Linked DNA regions of Mus musculus: region 2 is linked to region 1. The links are chromatin loops, found by intact Hi-C in ENCODE. Cell type or tissue: heart. All regions are shown on one strand. Links, peaks and the distances in the headings refer to the core of each region. The heading gives the core; the rest is flanking DNA. Region 1 has its middle 22 kb from the start of Slc10a4. Region 2 overlaps Ociad1 (OCIA domain containing 1).

Evidence for each region. Peaks named below come from ENCODE experiments on the same cell type or tissue, not always from the same donor. Only the 100,000 strongest peaks of a DNase experiment are listed, where the experiment ranks them.
Region 2: a loop joins it to region 1, with 2.0 times the contacts of the local background. A loop is called at or near these places in 3 of 42 quality-filtered maps.

What each region holds. Positions count from the first base shown.
Region 1 is chr5:72,982,091-72,987,478 of GRCm38, reverse strand. No RefSeq gene overlaps it. Among named protein-coding and RNA genes, the nearest start is that of Slc10a4, 22 kb to the left of the region's middle. In heart, for the core only: a CTCF peak has its summit at 3,204 (motif pointing left); no DNase peak of the experiment used is centred there.
Region 2 is chr5:73,297,350-73,302,737 of GRCm38, reverse strand. Ociad1 (OCIA domain containing 1) reads right to left here. Exons shown (of 9, transcript NM_023429.4): 4 at 2,021-2,074. Among named protein-coding and RNA genes, the nearest start is that of Ociad1, 7.2 kb to the right of the region's middle. In heart, for the core only: a CTCF peak has its summit at 3,340 (motif pointing left); no DNase peak of the experiment used is centred there.

The sequences.
Region 1 (5,388 bases), core at 214-5,213:
CACTTCTCTCAGTGGCTAATCACACCCCTGCCACTTCTCTCATTGGCTAATCACACACCCTTTCTCTTACCTACCCTCTCTGGCTGTAGATCTAGAAATGGCATGGTTTCCAGTAACTAATGCATGCTAGCGCCATCTTCTTTGAGAAGAGTCCCAAATTTGCTTGGGAACCAAAGAGAGCTGTAGGACAGTTAACAGCTTCCTTATGATTTTACCTCTGTTTGTAAGAAAGGTTTCCTTTAATCAAATGACTCTGCCCATTTCGCATCACTCACAACCCATTTCTTATCCTTGTACAGAGAGATTATACCATGAACAGGCCTTTAAGTACCAAATACAAGCAAATTTCCTAAATTCATATTCCTGATATGGCCCAGGCTCTTGGTTACAACTTGGCCTAGGCCTTGGCAGGTCTTAGAATTTCAGCCCGGTGTCTTTATTCCAAAGCATCTTGTTCTATGAGTGCTCAGTCACTCATTGGTTCACTAGTTGGCGGGTGCTTTCCCGTAGCACCACAGAAGAATTATGAGCGGGGCACACAGGGACCTTGGCTCTACAACTGTTACTGTCTGGAAGAACATTTCCAGAATGGAACAGCACAAATTCAAAAGGCCCATGGAGAGTTGCCCAAGAGGCATCGTGCCTTCCCATATGGAATGCCAAAGCACTTGGGACAAAGTATTGTTTTCTTGGGGCAGGAGAGATGACTCAGTGGTACTTCTTGTGGTGATGGGTTCAAATCCCAGCAACCACATGGTGATGGGTTCAAATCCCAGCAACCACATGGTGATGGGTTCAAATCCCAGCAACCACATGGTGATGGGTTCAAATCCCAGCAACCACATGGTGATGGGTTCAAATCCCAGCAACCACATGGTGGCTCACAACCATCTGCAATGGGATCCGATGCGCTCTTCTGACTTGTATTAAGACAGAGCTGGGGTCCAAGTCCAGAGGCTGGGATGCCAGTCTGAAGCCTGGTGTTTGAGTGTGAAGACAGGCAGTTACAGGCTTTCCCCTTTCGCAGGGAGTTTGGTCTAGCTCTATTCTAGCTCTGTTCTGGTCTTGAACTGAGGGCTTGAGGCCAATCCAGAACGGGGAGGACAATGTGTTTTACTGTCTGTCCCATGGTAACTGTACCCAAAACGCTTTCATAGAAACGTCCAGAACACTGTTTGACTTCCTATCTGGCACTTACACCCCATAGGAGCTGACCCATGACAGCCCCCAAACGCTTCCCTCCCCTCCCCACCCCCCCACCCCCACCCCGAATGTTTCCTACAGCTTTTGGAATTTTCAGTAAACAATTAGGCGACTAAGAGACAGATGCAGGGGAAGGTGCTGGCTGCCAAGTGTGAAGACCTGAGCTCCATCTCCAGGACCCACACGGAGGAAGGAGAGGACTGACTGCAGGAAGCTTTCTTGTCATCTCTGCTCACGCTGCCTCAGGACTAGCTATATGATCCTGTGCAAGCTCCTTAATCTTCTCCTGCCTCAGTTTCCTCACAACTGAAGTGAGGGGTTGGGTGGGGGATAACAGCTGCTTTTGCTCGGATGAAGCTGAGCAGATGGGATGAGAGTCGAGCTGAGCTGACCCCTGCTGCCTTAACTGACGCAAATCTCGGTGCTTTACACCCACAGAGGTGCTATCTGTCCTTGTGGGCTGACTGACAGTAGGTTCCACAGTGTCCTCATTCAAGCCCAGGAGAGAGAAAGAGAGACTCCATCGCCTGTGATGGTCGTTTCTGTGGGGGGAAGGGGAAACTGAGGCATCACGCAAGAGCTCTTAATGACTTTTTGTCCCGAATTTCACTTCTGCTCGTCTGCGCATTGGCTAGGGATAGTGAAGCAATCCCACCTTCCTCCTGGAGGCAAGAGAACCGGGATTCTGGCAGTCCTTCTGGTGAGCACCACAGACCCTGATCCCTCAACTCTACAAGCAAATTCTACAAGCAACTCTACAAGCGAATCGTCTACAGCTCTGCGTTTGGAGAAGAGCCACACAAAAGAGGAGGAAGTGGATTCTTGTAGAGGGAATAGGAGAAGACTGGGGGAGGGGAAAGGGTAGGTATGCCTAGGAAGAGTGGGGCTTAGATCCTGGGACTGAGATAATGAGCGATATTTATGAGTCAGGGGTTCTGAGAGTGAGAGAGCGGTGCCACTTTTCAGTGCCCTTTAATTTTGTTTTATTCTGTTGGCCCACCAGGCTAAAGATAGATGGCCCACTCGTGGGGCAACAAAGCCGAAAGGGGCTTCCTGGACCGTTGCTGGAAATATGCAAATATGCACCCCAACTCTGCCGGGAAATCCTCTCTCTGCTTCGTCTGTGGATTGGGATCCAAACATCAAACTGCTTTTATTATAAGCTGTATAGCTCAGTAATAGCACTAACACTTGCCTGGCAGGCACAAGCCCACAGTTTGATCTGCAAGATCATGTCTAAATATATGTCCACTGTTCAACTGTATGCTTCTTTATGGACCACTTAGTGGACTTCTTAGAGTGTTGTTCATGGCTTCAGAAGAAATTAAACACAAGCTAGCTTCTACTCTTAGTTATAAAATGTTTTGCTTTGCCAGGCACGGTGTCATGCACTTTCAATTCCAGCACTTGGGAGGCACAGGCAGGGGGATGCATGCCTGTGCGCCACATGTGTGCCAGCAGAGACCAGAACAGTCTGGACTGGAGTTACAGTTGAGAGCTGCCATGTAGGTGCTGGGAATTGAACCTGGGTCCTAAGGAGCAGCAGTCAGTGCTCTTAACTGTTGAGCCAGCTCTTCAGGCACAATTTTTTGATTTGGTTGTTGTTTGTTTGTTTGTTTTAGAGAAAAGGTTTCTCTGCATTCTGGAACTCACTTTTTTTTTTTTTTTAAACCAAACCAAGCTGGTTTTGAACTCACAGAGATCTGCCTGACGCCTCCCTGGGTGCTGGGATTAGAGACATGTGCCACCTCTGCCTGGCTGTTGGTCATTTTTACTAGCTAAATTTCATTTTTATAATATTGAATTTGCTTCTCCTGTTCCAAGATTCTGACCAAAGCACCACACTTAATCATCGTGTAGCCTCACTTTGTTCTGATTAATATGAAAATATCACATTGACTCATTTGTGAGGACAACCAAGTGAATCTGAATTCAAAGCAAGCCCAGAGACTGGAAACTTAACATTCCAAGAGCAAGCAAGATTGCCCCCTAGTGTCCAATGTAGATAACAGCATCCTAAACAGCTCACTGAAGAATGAAGGAGACAATTGGATATTTTGTATAAAAATGTCAAAATGGGGCCCAGCATGGTGCTACACACTTTTAATTCCAGCCCTTGGGAAGTACAAGCTGGAAGACCTCAGTGAGTTCGAGGCCAGATTTATCTACACAGCAAGCTCTAGGATAACCAGGACTAAAGAGATCCTGTCTCAAAAAAAAAAAAAAAAATTAAATTAAAATAATAAAAAATAGAGTGGCAAAATGGATTTGTAACAGATTCCTTCGCCCATAATCCTTTTAAAGACAATATTTATATAATAAGCACACCGAGGGCTACCTAAGGAAGAGTAAACTCTCCTGTCTCTTATTTTCTCCAACCTAGTGGAAGGAAGCATAGGTATTAGAGAAATCCCTTCAGTGTCTGGAACACATCAGGCTGTAAGTGTATACTCGATGCAACTGAGCATCAGGACCAGAAACAAGTGAGACCACCTGGCAGTGAGTTCTTCTCTCCCTTAGTTAAAGGGGTAAAAGGCAGGGGGGCTGGCACGCTGTTGAGTGGATGTTCTCATTGGCAAGCTCCCAGGCTCCCGGGGCAGAGAGGCCCCGACTTAGAGACCATGACTCTAAGGGTTTGGGCTTTATTTGGTTTTAGGGAGTCCTACCCGGAGAGTCCCTTCCTCCACACTTCTACTGGTATAAAGTTGTCTGTGTGCCCTTTCTAGAACAGGGGCTGGGTCTGTTTCAGAAACTGTTGGTTGGCTGGGGTAAGAGTGGGGTGCCCTAACCCTTCTGCAATGACAGATCTCTCTCTCTCTCTCTCTCTCTCTCTCTCTCACACACACACACACACACACACACACACACACACACACACACACACACAATACACACACACACACACACACACACACAGAGGCAAAGGGAAATGGGCTTAATTTCAGTAAAATACAAATTTACTGCTGGAGAATTACTATCACTGGGGCAGAAAACACAGACAACACCCACTTCTCCCATCCTGGGGTTCACAGCCTCGCATGATTTCTGAAATGGGGCGAGAGCACAGGTGGTAGAGAGAGACCTCGTGATCATTTCAGCACACCTGGGCATCTATTCATTATACTCTACTGAAGAGCAATTCGAACACCATTGTAACCCTAATCCCCCGCGCTGTGAAATCTAATAGTCCCGGGCTACCAGTGTTGGGGTGTGGATGTCTTTAGAAGGCCACAAAATTCTGCTTCTCGTGTTCTCCCTCAATACAAGAATTTAGTATTACTTATTTTCTTAATCACTTTTAATTTCCCTCAAATTCTGCCTTTATACTTTCATTTTTGTGCAATTTGAAGTCTTTTCTGGTTTGGCTATTGATCCCTAGGCTGGTGTTTTAAATTTTCCAGATATTTGTTCTTTTCAGGTACTTTCCCATAGTTGACGTCTGCTTTCATTTCTTACAGCCAGAGAACATACACTGTATGGTTTCAATACTTCTAACTGCATCCTTTTCTGCCCCAGCATGTGACCTTTGGTGAAAAGCCCACTTGCTTTGATGTTAACAGTGACTGCCTTCAAGACTGTTAATTTTAGCAAATGGATTGTGTTTGAGAGTATCGTACATCCTCAGGTAATTGTATGTCAAGTAATTTTAGATTAAATGCTGGGCATTTTCAATACTAGACTACATATTAAGATAATCCAGCATTGTTTTATTTATATCAATCTGGACAGGTTCAGACCTAAAGTTCTGGACCATTTGCTGCAGGTCTGCCCAGCAGGGCTTAGAAAACTGGATCTGTCTCTCCTGTGACCATTCAGTAAACTACGCCTTGGCACAAATTGAACCTGTTTCCAAAATCTGCAGGGCTCTCTCAGGTCTGATATACATATTTGTAGTTTAGAAGGGGAGCCTGAAGCTTGTGTTAATTAGAAACAAGAAAAAGAGTTTGGTGTGGCAGTGCACATCTTTAATCCCAGGACCTGGGAGGCAGAGGCAAGTGGGTCTGAGTTTGAGACCACTCTGGTCTACACAGAATTCTAGGCCAGCCAGGAGACACTTTCTCAAAACATTAATAAAAAAATCAAAACAAAAAAGGGGGATTTGTTCCCCATCTCTGGGCTTCCCTCTTGTCTCACAAAGGCACCCCCCTCCTCTGGACAGAAATATCATATTTCCTTTGGAATTGA
Region 2 (5,388 bases), core at 282-5,281, 320 kb before region 1:
TTGCTTGTTTACTGTGTGCGTGTATGTACTTTGTGTGTATGGTTGGCCAGCACCCCAGGGACAGAAGACAACTTGCAGGAGGTGGCTCTTTCCTCCACAAGTGGGCTCAGGGGACAGAACCCACGATGGGAGGCTTAACAGTAAGCCTCTGCACTTTCAAATCATCTCACTGCGTCAATCAAGGGGATGGAGCTGCAAGCACTGTCTCTAAAATCCATGGCACTGCTAGCTTAGAGTAGGGTGTATGTAGCTCAGTGACAGAGCAAGGCCTTCAATTTCCAGCTCCTCTTATGAAAAATGTGCACAGGATACAAACAAAAAGCCAAAACAGGACTCCAAAGAATACCATACTGTTGTAGGTAGAGGCTACAAAAGTCTGGTAATTCACAAAATAAATTTAACAAGCAACTAACTCTGCTGACCACACCAGTAAGGCATTAATCCTTAACCTACACTGAATCTCAGAGATATACACTGCACTACTTAAGCTAACAAGTTAGTTCCTTTGGGGAATATTAAAAAGATTACCATCGGCTAGGGACATAGCTCAGTTGGTAAAGTGTACATAATAACCCCAGAACTGGGCCTTGCTGGCCTGCCTAGTCTACCTCCTTGAATTCTGGGGCAGGGAGATAACCTGTGGAGATGTTTGATAATGACAAACAAGACCACACTCACATGTATACACAGATAAGTAAAACCGTATTATTAGCCAGACTCCTAAATTTCTAAATTATTTTAAAGATTGGGTTCTTGGCCTATTGGGTTCTAGAACTGTAGTTACAAATAACTGTCAACCACTGTGTTGGTTTGAATAAGAATGGCTCCCTAGCTTCCTGAGTTTGAATGCTTAGCCTATAGGTCGTGGCACTATTAGGAGCGTGACCTTGTTGGAGGAAGTGTGTCACTTCAGGCTTAGAGGTCTTATGTGCTCAATCTAGGCCTAATAATGTGGCACACAGCCTCCTCCTGCTAAAGATCCAGATGTAGAACTCTCAGCTCCTTCTCCTGCACCTCGTCTGCCTGCATGCTGTCATGCTTCTTGCCATGACAATAAAGGACTAAAGCTCTGAAACTGTAAGCCAGCCCCAATTAAACGTTTTCTTCTTAACTCGAAATAAGATAACTACCACATGGGTACTTGGAATCAAACTTGAATCCTCTGCAATAACATGAGCACTCTTCACTGCTAAGCCATCTCTCCAGGCCTTCTAAGTATTTTTTGAATGCCAACTCATCCTTACCCATGCCCCAAAATGAGAAGACAAAGCCAGAATAGGGAACTATAGGTCTTTAAGCCAGTGCATATGAAAAACCTTAAATGTGTAAAACAGACTGCAATATTGACTCAGTATGCTTAGTATGGACCCATAAACTATATTTCTAACAATCTCTAAGATGCCAGTGTTCAGTTAGCCCAGGTTTGTTGTTGTTCTCCTTGCAAACTAGCCAGCCACAAGGGTTGGTTGGTTGGTTTTTAATGTATGCCTGTGTGAGAAGCTGAAGTGGGAACAGGAACTAAACTCGGGTCCTCTGGAAGAATATCAAATGCTCTTAACCACTGAACCATCCCTCCAGACCTAGCAACAAATGTTAAGGTACTTTTCTGCTCTTATAGATTGTTACTGATACCAAATTCTCTATTTGGTTGGTTGGGGTTTTTGTTTTTGAGGCAGGGTCTCAAGTAACCCAGGATGGCCTTGAACTTCTGATCCTCCTGCTTCTACTCCCCAAGCGCTGGGATTACAGACGTGTGCAAGCACACTCAGTTCTTTTACACAGTACCAGGGTTCAAACTCAGGGCTTCCTGCACATAGGCAGGCACTGTAACAATTAAAACACATGCTCAATGACATCAAAATATCAAATCAATAGAATCCCCTGAGTGGGTCTAGATAGTTATTCTAACACTGTATAAATTGATCAGTGATCCTGTATTGAGTAAGATCCTATTTTCTTATCTAAGAATCAGGAAAATAAGATAAAGGCAGATATCCAAAGTGTGAATGTGAACACTTACCTTTACTAATTAATCCTTGAGTAATCAGCATACTTGTGGCAGCCAACGGCACAGCTATAGGCAGAAAAAGAACTCGTCAGTATCAACGAGAGGAAAACACTGTTCTGCGTATACTAGGAGATAAATCAGTCTCAGTAACAGGAAAACCATCAAGATGAAGATTCAACAACCAAGATTTCTATAGCGGCACTGTGCATACAAAGCAAAAATAAAGGAGTATTTTCAGAAAACATTCCAAAATATTAATGTAACTCGAGAAACCATCTGTACTTAGGTTCCAATAGCAATTCATTAAAATAATCAAGTTAAAGTAAAATGATGAGGAGTCTCATCTGAAGTCACAGGAAAAGCAGGAATGCTGGAGAAGCACAGCACAGGAGGAGCACTCGGTACCAAGAGGTAATCAAATCCCACAGTCTACATGCCTCGAGTGAATTATCTCACGTGCCTTTTATCATCACATCCGTATCAGGGAGCTCACAGTACTACCAGTTACAAAATAAAGTACAGATATTAAGAACCTTACTCACTTAAATCCATATACTTAAATCAGCATTAAGTCTCACAACCTACCAAAACAAAATATGCCTAATATCTGATCCTAAGATTTTAGGCTCCACATTATACTATCTAAACCAAAATATAAAATACATTTGACCATGTGATTAGAATATCATGTATTTTAAATATTCCTTGAAACCATATGAAAATATCTAAAAGATGCCTATTTTCTGCAATGATGGGAGTTGATCCTTGGGTCACTAGCTTGGCAAGAACTAGCTTTGCTAACTGACCAGTAGACGGATCCCTAGAATGACAATAAATTTTCCAATATGAAATATCTCACCTTTTTGTACAAACAGAGTCTATACTGAAAACCCACTTTTCATCCGGGAGTCTAGAATTTCAGTACCAGATACGCTAAGTGTGCCCATGTGATCAGTCCCCAATAAAAACCCTGATCCTAGGTCTCTAAGGAACAGACACCATAGAAAGACTCGGAGATCCAAGCGTCCAGCTTCCTTTGAACTCCACCAATGCTCCTTTAATTAATTTTGCCTTTTGTTTTTAATCATAAACTATTTTAAATTCAAATAACTACATGCACCTGGTAAATGGCATACTTTATAAAGTGCCAGCGAGTAAACAGTCTTCGTGCAAACCATACAACTGCCATTTTGGGGGCTGGAGAGATGGCTCAGTGGTTAAGAGCACAGACTGCTGCTCTTCCAGAGGTCCTGAGTTTAATTCCCAACAACCACATGGTGACTCACAACCACCTGTAATGGGATCTGATGCCCTCTTCTGGGGCGTCTGAAGACAGCTACAGTGTACTTACATATAATAATAAGTAAATAAATCTTTAAAAAAAAAAAGAAAAACAAAACAAAACAAAATACAACTGCCATTTTAAGGCAAAAGCACCTCAAGACAAAACATGAAAAAAAATGAACTTAGCCTTTTCTAATAAAATATTAGTTTTGGACACAAAATATTAATTCCAGTAATTTGCATACATATGCAATCAAATCAGCCTTTTCCTTCCAACCATTTTAAACATGTAAAAATTATTTTTAGCATATTAAATACAAAAACCACATTCAGTCCATGGATGTAGTCTGCTCAACTCTTGTCTGAACTATGTGGCAATCTAAAAAGTAACGATCATTTTAACTATTATAAAAATTTTATGATCAAGATTTCTAACTCTGTAATTGGACATCAGCTTTGCCATCAGACGTAATTTGCAGCCACCCTAAGGTTTGACTGATTCCTACTTTACTTATTAACAGGTTTTACCTCTGCTGGAAAAATGCTCTCTTTAATGTCTGCTGGCTTGAATGCCTTCAAGTATTATCACTTAAGGATTTTTCAAAGGACAAACCATCTTTGATTACAGTATCAGTTCATTTTGGTTCAAGGACTGTAATACATAGTACTGAAGAACAGCAGAAGGATCCGAGGCGATGCATTAGTTAGCCACCCTACAATGGACAACACTTTCCCGTCTGAGACAGATTGACTGACAGTCCAGACGATGGGATGCTGGTGCTATTCTACTTCCATTTGCCATCATGCCATCAGACCTTCCCTTCCCTCTTACTCCATGCAGGGTTGATGGATTAGGCTTCAGGTCTATCCAACTGACATGATCTATTTTATGTCACACAAAAATAGAATGGTTAGCTGCAGGAGCTCTCAGCTGTTATCTAGTCTTAGTCCTAATTAGAGTAAAGTGATACCCAAAATGGACAGACAACTCGTGTGCTTCCAAACTGCACAGGTGATTCATAGATGACCTAGGGTTAGAACCCAAGTTCTCTGGCTCCACTGTACTATGTAATTACTACTCCTGTCTGTAAATAATCTGCTTCTTTAGGTAAATCTATAGTAGTGATGACCACTGTCCACACTATATCCAATACAAGCATTCCCACAGTTTCTTGAGGTCTTTTCTCCTCACAACTACAAAATGCTATTCTAAATTTGCATAGAAACTTCACTGTATTAGACAGAATACACACATACATTTAATAGATACCCACCATTTGTAAAATTAGAATTAATTCCCACAGCAATTACATGACATAGGTAGCTATCTTCCCCATTTTGCAGATCAACACGGACATAAATAGAAACTTATCCATATCTCACATCTCTTAAAGTGTACATAGGTGGAACTTGAATCCAGACCCAAGATCTATGTTTTTATCATTGATAATACTGTCTAATTTGAAAATAAGTAGTCATAACATCACCTCTCATAAAGAGAAGTAAGAAGAGTCTATTCACCCAGATAGAGCATTCATACATCAAAGAAAGATTTCAGAAGTCCCATGAGCAACTTATGGTTGGCTGTGGCACTGAAGCATGGCTGACTCACAAAAAGCTACATCAGTGATGACTCCCCTCAACAACTTTTAAATAGCTATTTTATTGGGGGAAACAAACAAACAAACCCTTTCCATCATCTAGGCTATTGCCACTGATGTTGGTGACATGGCACAAGTAGATACCAAGTCCCTAACATGGAAGGGTCTGCTTGCAGGACAAAGAAACCAAGCAAGCAATGTCCTCCCTAGTGGCTAACACTTGTGGTATCAGGCAGCTTACGGCAGGAGGATGGGAAAGAACTATGGACAACAGCCATGGTGGCCATGCCAAGCAAGATGTGGTTGCTGCTATAATGTTGGCATGACTAATATGGGTGCCATCTTCTTTACAATAATGAGTCTGATTTTAAATTTTATACCAGAAGGAATAGTTTACAGATGTCAAAAGGGTGTAAACTTTATAATCAGTACATTTCCAGGGAATTATAGTTACTTTACTATTCTGTTCTGATCAATACTCACAAGCCAATACTC